2 separate regions of the Homo sapiens genome follow, and region 2 is linked to region 1. A link is an interaction called in ENCODE POLR2A ChIA-PET data of the cell type or tissue named here. Cell type or tissue: OCI-LY7. All regions are shown on one strand. Links, peaks and the distances in the headings refer to the core of each region. The heading gives the core; the rest is flanking DNA. Region 1 overlaps MYO3A (myosin IIIA). Region 2 overlaps MYO3A (myosin IIIA).

Evidence for each region. ChIA-PET counts read pairs that join two places held together with the same protein. Peaks named below come from ENCODE experiments on the same cell type or tissue, not always from the same donor. Only the 100,000 strongest peaks of a DNase experiment are listed, where the experiment ranks them.
Region 2: POLR2A ChIA-PET joins it to region 1 with 5 read pairs; 3 of 35 experiments call an interaction of 5 or more read pairs at or near these places.

Annotation. Positions count from the first base shown.
Region 1 is chr10:26,088,105-26,093,494 of GRCh38, reverse strand. MYO3A (myosin IIIA) reads right to left here. Exons shown (of 35, transcript NM_017433.5): 15 at 5,090-5,292. Among named protein-coding and RNA genes, the nearest start is that of GAD2, 130 kb to the left of the region's middle. In OCI-LY7, for the core only: no CTCF peak of the experiment used is centred there; no DNase peak of the experiment used is centred there.
Region 2 is chr10:26,155,037-26,160,426 of GRCh38, reverse strand. It overlaps MYO3A (myosin IIIA), which reads right to left. Exons shown (of 35, transcript NM_017433.5): 26 at 2,912-3,117. Among named protein-coding and RNA genes, the nearest start is that of GAD2, 59 kb to the left of the region's middle. In OCI-LY7, for the core only: CTCF peaks have their summits at 2,301 and 2,504 (motif pointing right); DNase peaks (open chromatin) are centred at 2,516 and 4,236; H3K4me3 peaks cover 1,162 bases; H3K27ac peaks cover 2,463 bases.

The sequences.
Region 1 (5,390 bases), core at 169-5,168:
TTCAGAACCCATCCTATTCTGTTACTTGTTGTGGTCACCAGTGATAATGCAAGTAACACCAACATTGCATACAAGTGAAGTTAGAACAAAACTGAAAGTTTCCTTTAGTTCTTGTCTTTTCTCACCACAAAATAATAAAAACTTCTCTACGACTGGCACAGCATATAATTCAGTTTGCTTTCTTCTAATGAAGCACACTGACTGTGCACTTCACTCATGTACATTGTATCAGTTAAGTGCTAACAATGTGATTGTTAACATTAACTAATACAGTGCAATTGTGAATGTTAACACTGTACTACATTGTTCACAATGTACACTAATTGTACATTGTATCAATTAAGTGTTAACAATCATGATCACATTTGTATCAGTTAAGTGTTAACATTTGTGATTGTTAACAATGTACATTAATTGTACATTGTATCCGTTAAGTGTTAAAACTTAGACAAACAATATTAATGGATTTCTCTTCATCAGTTTACATTTATTGAGAATTATAATTTGAAAAGATCTGGAGATACTATTGGGAATATACTGATCTTCAGCGGACAATCAGAAAGTTAAAGAAACAGGAAAAGAACACACCTCCAAAGCTTACCCGGGGTCACGAACCATATCAAGCTGTGCTTAAGAACACAGAGCACTACAGTATCCCACACTTGCTAATGTTTTCAGGGGTTCCCAGGTCAGGACCGCCTGGGGACAGACATGGGGTCTTGCAAGTTACCAAATATAATTTCTCTTATTGTGGCCTCATTCCTACTTGTGGATCTTCTAACACTTCTTCAGAGTGAGTTCCACTCAGCTGCTTGCAGGAAGGCCCTCAGGGCTGTCTCATATGTGTGTTCACCTGCTTTGCACCCTGAAGCTTACCTGTGCAGCCAAGGCCTCTGACAGCCTCAAACGGTGTCAAAGTACTCACAAGGGTATAGCTTAACTCACCTGTGAAACCTTTGAATCTTCAACGAAGTGGCCAACAATCAGACTTAGAAAGCTAATAATGAAGGTTTGCATTCTTTTTTTTTTGAGACAGAGTCTTGCTGTGTTGCCCAGGCTGGAGTGCAGTGGCACGATCTTGGCTCACTGCAAGCTCTGCCTCCCAGGTTCATGCCATTCTCCTGCCTCAGCCTCCTGAGTAGCTGGGACTACAGGCGCCTGCCACCACACCTGGCTAATTTTTTGTATTTTTAGTAGAGATGGGGTTTCACCGTGTAGCCAGGATGGTCTCAATCTCCTGACCTCATGATCCACCCGCCTCGGCCTCCCAAAGTGCTGGGATTACAGGCGTGAGCCACCGCACCCGGCCGAAGCTTTGCATTCTTAAGGCACTACAGGGTATTCGTAAAACAACACTTTCAGTTTTTCCTTTTTAATCACAGCTCCCTCCTTGTAAACTCTCTCCTCCTGGATATGCAGTCTCCTCAGTCCCCTCCTCTTGCCACCTACCTGCTCAATCTTAGCAGATGAACTCATTTCCTACTTTCATGAGAGACTAGAAACCAATGAGTGATCAGCACGTTTTATATCATACTGTGAGCTGTGTTACCACAGGAATCCTGCCTTACTTGGCTTTATGTCTCCTGTGCCTAGCACACAGTAGGCACTCAATAAATATGTGTCAAATAGACGGATGGCTGGATGGATGCATGAATGGTGGGCTTGGGAGTCAGACAGAAGGATGAGGCTTCAAACTCCAACTCAGTCATTGCCAGCTTTTTGACATTAAGCAACTTATTAAAATTCTCTTAGTTTCTCACTTTTAAAAGAGAAAATGACACCCTGTCACATGACTGGAAGAATTAAAAGAGATAATGGCTGTAAGGTGCTTAGTGCAGTGCCTGACATAGAGTAATTGCTCCATAAATACATTTCCCTTTCTCCACAATGGAGAGGACCATGTCAGCCACTTATTTATGTCTCCTATAGAGTCCTGTTAAGTGCTGGGGACATCAGAGAAATGCAATCAATGCTTGCTGAACTAAACTGTAGTAACAGGAGGAAACTGCAATGGAAATAGCTATAATTTGTATTTATGAGAATTATCTAGCATTGCCTTCAATAGGTTCATCTTATTCTTGAAATTAAGTAGCCTCTTTTAAAATTTTCTCCTTGAAAACTATCTATGTTTAGAAAAGGATTTAAGTCACAAGTTATAAGATAGTACTATCATCATTAGAAAGGTAATCTAAAAATAAATGTGGTCAGAGATTGAGCTGGGATGACATCGCCAGAGGCAAAAACCGAAGAAAAGAACAAAATGTCTTAAAAGAAAGGGTGAGTTCATTAAAAAAAGATACTCGTCTGCTCTAATTCTTCCCTGCTCCTCAAATCATTCTACACTCTTCTTTGTCTTGCTCTGGGACCCCAAGGGCCAATCCCTACAGCCTGCAATTCTTGGGCTCCCTTGCTCTCTGGCTTCCATATGGGTTCAGCCAATAGGAAGCACAGGCAGGAAACAGGCGAATGAAGGAGAGAGAGGCTGGGATGTTATCCCCTTGCTCTCTCCCTGACTGGCTGTGTCCCATTAGGGCCATAGCTCCAGACAGGCAGCCCCTGATCCACAGCTGCAGCTGGCACCAGGCACTAGTGCTGCCCCTCCCTCCACCTGCAGACAGGAAGGCAGCCATGGCTCCTCACCCCTGTTAGTCCATGGGCTTCTCACCATTCATTCTTGGCTCTTCAATGCCCATGTGATCTCTGTAAACAGTTTTCTCAGTTAAAACCCTTGAGCTTGTTCTTTCTGTTCAGTACCCTGATTGATAACAGTGCAATTAAATTTATAATTTGTAAATGTACCTATTAAGAATTCTTCCATCAATCACATGTCTGATATTTTCATATTCATAGGTCACTCAAAGCTCCTCTGGAACTTAAAAATGCAATTAAATTAGGTGAAAGAAAAAACAGATATAAAAATGGAAAAAGTGTTATAAATTAAAGACAGCTGTGCTCAAATTATAACTGAGTTATATTTCCACTTGATTGTGAATTTGGAATTTGGAATGCTTTTCCCCAATAAGCAAACTTGTAAAATTAGAATAGTTCCTTAGGGGGAAAAAAACTACTTAATTCACAGCATGCCTTAAATATAATCCTGACTATGCTATTTCTTAGAATGCATCCTACGATATTTCAGTAAGCATTAATGATATTATTTCTATGGTTACAAGCTCAGGGCCTCATTGTGTAACTCCAGAGTGTTCTGTTCATGTGCTCTTCTATATGAACTGAGTTCCTGCACTCAACTCCATAGAATACACCGTGAATTATATCCCTTGACATTGTGCAACATGGTGGTGCCATCTACCAATTAGTTACTCTTAAGTAGTTCTTCCTGAAGGGCCTGAAGGAGAAGCTTACACAATTATGAAAGCAGAACAAATGGTTTTGAGAACTAGCTAAGTTTCCACATCTGCTAAGATCCCGCGGTCCTTCTAGTTATGGGTGGCAACGGCACTGACACACATGTCCACTGAGTTTTGGGCACTGGACAGACATCAATAAATAGTATCTGCCATTTACTGAACATCTTCAATATCCCAGGTACTGTGCTATATGTTATTTCTAATCAACTATTAACACTACTATTACTACTAATGGCTTAAACTTATGGGGTTCTTAATATATGCCATTCATTGTGCTATATACTGTAGGTACCTTGTCTTAATTGATAGGTAGGTACTAATGCTATTTCATTTTAAAGATGAAAAACAGAGGTGCAGAGAGGTTAAGTAAACTGTTTCAAATCATACATACAATGAATTACAGAGCCAAGATCCTGTAAGAATCTTTAAGGTTTAAATATCTTACCCAAAGTGGATTAAAACGGTGTGGTACCACAGTTGAAAGCCATATGTGTTTAATAATCATTCCTTCCATTTTTTTTTTTTTGAGATGGAGTCTCGCTCTGTCACCCCAGCTGGAGTGAAGTGGCATGATCTCGGTTCACTGCCAGCTCCGCCTCCTGGGTTCACGCCATTCTCCTCCCTCAGCCTCCCGAGTAGCTGGGGCTACAAGCACCCACCACCACGCCCGGCTAATTTTTTGTATTTTTAGTAGAGATGGGGTTTCACCATGTTAGCCAGGATGGTCTCAATCTCCTGACCGCGTGATCCACCCGCCTTGGCCTCCCAAAGTGCTGGGATTACAGGTGTGAGCCACTGTGCCCGGCCTCCTTCCATATTTTTAATTGAAGACCAAAGAGTAATTTTCCATATTAGGAGCTGGACTCCAGGCAACTTCTATTCATGACTTACTCATGAATTGAATGACACCAAGCTTGAAGGCACTTACATTAAATAATAATGTACTAATATAAAACAAGAGCTTATTATGTTACTGTGAATTAACATGACATACTACTACAATAATGTAGAGTATGTTTAGCATAAAACCAACATAAGAAAAATGAAAGATTCTAACTTGCCATGCTTTTAAGCAAAATAATGTAACCACCAGGGTACAAATCCAATGTGTAACGATAGTTTCCTCTTTAGAATAACAAAGATGTTTTGTGAGACAGGAGAGAAACTTTGTCATTAAGCTACAAACCCGCAAAAGGAATTCATTCAACTTAATATCAAAGCATTATGAAGAGTATTGATGGCTTAAATCAGCCAGCAATAAAAGGTCAATATGATAAAGCTCCTTCCTGAATCTTTTATTTGGTCCCTTGTATATAAACATAGGAAGAATAGAATACAAAGATCTATTTATATATGCTAGCATTTAAAACAGAAAAGGACTCAGTTACTTCTAATTAAATTTCACATTAATTTTGTATAGATAAATATATTCTCTGCTATGTCAGAATGGTCTCTAATTTACGCTGTTAGTACCTCTATGATGGGCTTAGGTTTTCTATCTGGCAGCATAAATTTTAGGTTATACATTAATTCCTCTATTGGATGTAACATATATTTGAGAATAAGACAGTGCTGATGGATCTCTTCATTCTCAATAGTAAGTGCTTTGCATATAGTAAGTGATAAATAAAATTTTATTGAATGAGAAAGACATTTTACTATTAAAGTATTATGTTTGCTTCTGCTTCCTCCAAAATAGGAGAGATTTGAAATAAACTTACATAGCTTGGTGGATAACTCGGGATTTTTCCAGGAGATATTCAGAAATCTGTGCTCCCACTACCGCTCCAGAAGAGGTGAATTTCATTTCTAAGTATTTTCCAAATCTGCTAGAATTGTCATTTATAATAGTGCAGGCATTGCCAAAGGCTTCTACCAAATTGTTCACTTGTAAAATCTTCTCTTGCAAGGTTCTGTTATTAGCCTAAATAGAAAATATTAAGATATTTTTAAAAACATAAAAAATTAATTTGGTATATAATGAAATGTCTCTTCTTTGGTAAGCAATTTATGTAGATATAA
Region 2 (5,390 bases), core at 339-5,338, 67 kb before region 1:
AAATGATCCTTCTGCATTAGCTGAATGCCTCTTCTTGATATCCTCTCTCATCAGCCTTCCTGGAGATGCTCTTCCTTCCCTTGAACTCTTACACTGTGTATATCATTCTCTTGGCCTTGGCACTTATTACTTCACATTGCTTGTTAACTTTCCATGTCTGTGCCTCTGGTGATTCTAACTGGACTGTCCAATATTGAAGATCAAGCCACTTCTAAAATTCAGTGTCTCCCACAGTGCTTAGCATGGTGCCTTATACATTAAAAAATCACTGAAATTTAAGAGTACTTATATTAATATTACACTCATAATATCTATATTACTATTTAAGCAAATTAAAGATCTCATTTTTTTCTGAAACATGAAGTGCATGATAATAAGGTCAAATTTTAATCTTAATTTGATATTTGAAACTCCTTTGTATCTAGTATTTTTGGTTTACCTGCTTTCATGAGCAGGATGGAGAATTTACCTATTAGCCAATAAAAAAATTCCATTTTTTTATTTCTTAGTTTTGGTTATAAAATTGTGTCTGATCTGTAGGAAGTAAAGTTGATGATTAGCTGCTAACTAGATTTCTGGACTCTAAACTTGAGGTTTTGGTTTGTCTTAAACTACTATAAGGATTGGCCAACACAAAAGTCATATGTTTATGTAATTTTGATCTCCATCATGAAAAAGGTAGTAGAGTTTTCTTGATTTCAAAGCATTCCAAATAAATAATCCCAGGTCTCTAAAGAAAACCAAAATCAGCTGGGTGCAGTGGCTCACGCCTGTAATCCCAGCACTTTGGGAGGCCGAGGCTGGCGGATCACGAGGTCAGGAGATCAAGACCATCCTGGCTAACATGGTGAAACCCCTTCTCTAATAAAAATACAAAAAATTAGCCGGGCGTGGTGGTGGGCACCTGTAGTCCCAGCTACTCGGGAGGCTGAGGCAGGAGAATGGCGTGAGTTTGCACAGAATGCAAGCTCACTGTGAAGCGGAGCTTGCAGTGAGCCAAGATTGCGCCACTGCACTCCAGCCTGGGTGACAGAGCGAGACTCTGTCTAAAAAAAAAAAAAAAGAAAAAGAAAAAAAAGAAAAACTAAATCAAGAACTACCACAAATTTGCTGAACATATAAAAATTAGCAGAAATAGGCCAGGCACAGTGGCTCATGCCTGGAATTCCAGCACTTTGGGAGGCCAAGGTGGGCGGATCACGAGGTCAGGAGATGGAGACCATCCTGGCTAAAACGGTGAAACCCCGTCTCTACTAAAAGTACAAAAAATTAGCCGGGCGTGGTGGCGGGCGCCTGTAGTTCTAGCTATTCAGGAGGCTGAGGCAGGAGAATGGTGTGAACCCAGGAGCCGAGATCCGGCCACTGCACTCCAGCCTGGGCAACAGTGCAAGACTCCGTCTCAAAAAAAAAAAAAAAATTAGCAGAAATAATCAGAATTCTCATCACATTTAGAAGGAGTCTTGGTTACTCCAAGTAAAAGAATGGCTAATAAAATGCATAAAGTTTTACGGAGGAGGGGAGGAAAATTAGAAATCAAGTTTGATGTGCAATCACAAAACACGGTTTTGTTCTTAATAGTAATTTATATACTTTGAAAAAGGGTGAAGAATATTATAAATGGGACTTCCTCAAATACTGGGTTTCACCTGAAAATTTTAATAGACTTCATCTTTAAAAATGGAAATTTCATTATGTTTAATGACCAATAGAAATGATAGAACTGAAAAAATATAAAAAATATGGGCATTTAAAATATTAAATATATAAGATATTGAACCTTCACATTACTAATAACGTATTACTCAATAAAATATATTTAGTATATAGCTTAATTTATTTTATGTTAATCTCAAATATTAAAAGGAACTCCTTGGCTGGGCGCAGTGGCTCACGCCTGTAATCCTAGCACTTTGGGAGGCCAAGACGGGTGGATCACAAGGTCAGAAGATCGAGACCATCCTGGCTAACACGGTGAAACCCCCATCTCTACTAAAAATACAAAAAAAATTAGCTGGGCATGGTGGTGGGCACCTGTACTCCCAGCTAGTCGGGAGGCTGAGGCAGAAGAATGGCATGAGCCTGGGAAGCAGAGCTTGCAGTGAGCTGAGATCGCGCCACTGCACTCCAGCCTGGGTCACAGAGCCAGACTCCGTCTCAAAAAAAAAAAAAAAATAAAATAAAACATTCCTTATACCAATTGATTCTTTTAAAAAAATTTATGTTAGCTTTTTAAATTGACACATAAACCTAATTGTTTCATCTTCCAAATCACCGTTAGAGACAGTATCTCATTTGATCATTATAAGGATCCTATCAGGTAGTTAGAGCAGATTTGGTAGGCGAGTAAAGTGAGGTTAGGGTTATAGGCCAGGGTTTCTCAGCCTCAGCACTGTTGAGATTTGGGGCTGGATAATTCTTTGTTGTGGGGAGGCCATCCTGTAAATTGTAGAATGGCTGTTTAACAGCATTCCCAGGCCTCTACCCACTAGAGGTCAGTAGCATCCCCCCACGCCCCTACACCACACAGGATGTGACAACCAGAAATGTCTCCAGACATTGCCAAGTGTCTTTTGAGGGGCAAAATCTCTCCCAGCTGAGAATCAGTGGTATAGGCCTACAGTCACATAGCAAGTGGCTGAGCTAGGGCGAGAACCCAGATTCTCCAACTCCTCAGTACAGAAGCTCACGCCTCTGGATCATGCTGCCTATACCACATAGTACCACCCATCTGTCCAGAGTCTTTCAGCCTCAGTTAATAGCTATCTTCTTTTTTCAACACATAATCATTTGCATGAACAAAATGCCTCCCTCCTAGACCTCTAAAGATTTTTTCATATTATGTTTCTTATAATTCTTCTGAATGATTTTTATATAAACTGCACAATAGAAACTGAAAAAGAAATCCACATACCGCTTTATAAAGTTAGCAAAAAGTATCCGATGGGAGAATCCTAGTCTTCGAATTCTTGCTGTTTCCAGAATTCCTGTGTACCGAAGCTGTAGCAGAACTTTCTCTTTGTCATATTTTCTTGCCTGACGCTCACTATTTGGTTTGATGCAACGGACAAAATGAGGTTGGCCCACCACCATTTTAGACAACAAATCCATCAGGGAATACTATAATACACAACAAAAATAAATTTCCCAATGTAGCATACAAAAACGTATGAGCTTGTAGGCCTTTCTTTTTACTACAAGAATAACATTCAAAAAATGAATGTTATAAATGCTCCCATTAGTCACAGTAAATGGAGGAAAATCTGTTTTAATGAACATTTTATTTATAGTATAGTTCTAAAAAATACAGATTTACTTATAAAAATGTAGAGGCAGTAACTAGAAATTTAGCTATTAAAAGTTTGCTTATAAACCATTAAGGCAACTTTAATTAACAGATAAAATTATTTTTGATGTAGTTTGTAAGCAATTATATACTCTTAGGCTAACTTACCAAATTATAATATTATACAATCTTACTAATCCTTCTTATATATTAATTTCCTTGTCCAACTCTCTCTTTATAGATGGTAAAAAAGGGAATACTTTACAACAGACACTGGAGCTTATTGGAGGGTGGAGAGTACGAGGAGGGAGACGATCAGGAAACATAACTAACGGGTACTGGGCTTAATACCTGCATGATGAAATAATCTGTTCAACAAACCTCCATGACACAGCTTCACCTATATAACCAAACTGCACATTTACCCCTGAACTTAAAATACAATTAAAAAAAAGGGAACACCTTAATCCCTGTTAGGATCATCTCTTAGTTTAAAATAAGGACAGAAAAGTCAATAGCGTTTAATATGTAAGAAGTAGATATAAGCAAAGTGAAATCCAATTAAATATTTTCATCAGTTCTAATTTGATCATTTTCTTATTTATTTTTGGATAATTTAAAAAATTCACATAGATATGAAACTGTGTTCTATAGCAATACCTTATTAAAACAGTAGCCAATTACTAGACAAGTAAGTATAACATATTAGGATAATCAACTAAAAGTGGAATCCCAGAAAGCGAGTATCTCAAAGACCAGGATCACATTTATTGGTGAGGTAATGTATGGACACAAATAGCAATTGACGGCTGGATCCCGTTTAGTGTTGGAAATGTAAGAGCCTACAGTCATAAAGCCAGTGCAAAACAAATGCTGAAATTGGCAACCGACAAAGCTCTGAATTTGCATGGCTTCCTCTTGGGCACTGAGGCTCAGATGTGATCTTTTCAAACAGCTGGGCCTGTCACTTTGGAGCCTTTTTCATTACATTTATCTGTAAGTCATCATTCCTTTACTCGTGCGAACATCTGCCAAGTACTGGTGGTACAGGGGTGATACTCTAAGCAGGACCTTCCTGCAATTTAGGCGCTGGTTTTTCTGAGGGACTAAAGCATAGTGTTACACTGTGTTCAGTCTTCTCTGCAGAATGAAAATAGCTTTAAAAACACACTTCATGTTAGGTGGGATTATCTTCTATCATTTCTCACTTCAGCCTGAAGATTAAAAAGATTTCATGAACTAATCTGGTTTAAACATACATACAGTGTTTGATGCCAACAACAGTGGTATGATAATGGTGTTGGGTAACTCACTTAAAAAAAGGAAACAACTTGGCTGTAAATACGTTCAGTGATTCACCTATGCTGCATTTCTGATGTAAAGTGAAATGTATTAGCAACAAACGTCAGGTATTAAGCATATAAATGTACTGGCACTACTCAAAGATGATTAAGTACACACTGTCTTCTATGAGCTTCGGACTTAAAAAATATTTAGTAAAGGTACTCATATATTTTTTAAAGAATTTTATGTTTCTGCTAGAGAGTTGGATACATTCACTGAACACTTAGAGTAAATTTAATCTAATTTCCTCCACCTCCTCCACATTAAATTACATAAGTAATAACTCCAAGTTTTAGTGGTATTTTCTTCATTTTCATTGGATGGTTAATAGGTTTTTATCAGAATAGGTAAACAAGAACTGGAACCAATAATGGGAGGGTTATCTAGAGCACAGAGGAAAAAAAAGTACTTGGTTTTTTTCTTTTATCCTACATTGCCCAAGGAAGGAAGGTCGCCTTGATCCTATGCTAAGCACACTCTCTTAAGCACGTTACCGCATCTTCCTGATGACTCTTCTCCTCGCACCATTCCTACACGGGCTCTATTTTCCTTTTGAGGTTTTTAGCTCTGTACAGGCAGGGTGATATGAAATGGAGATGGATGCTCAGCCTTGCCCTATCTGTCTACTCTAAAATCATTCAGGATGGGGAAGGAGAATTGGTAGTTATCATAGCATTGAAGTAAAAATCCTTTTAGGTTTTATTCTAGTGGAAATGCATTCTGTTCTATGGACAAATTTTAATCAAGGTATAGACTTTCATTA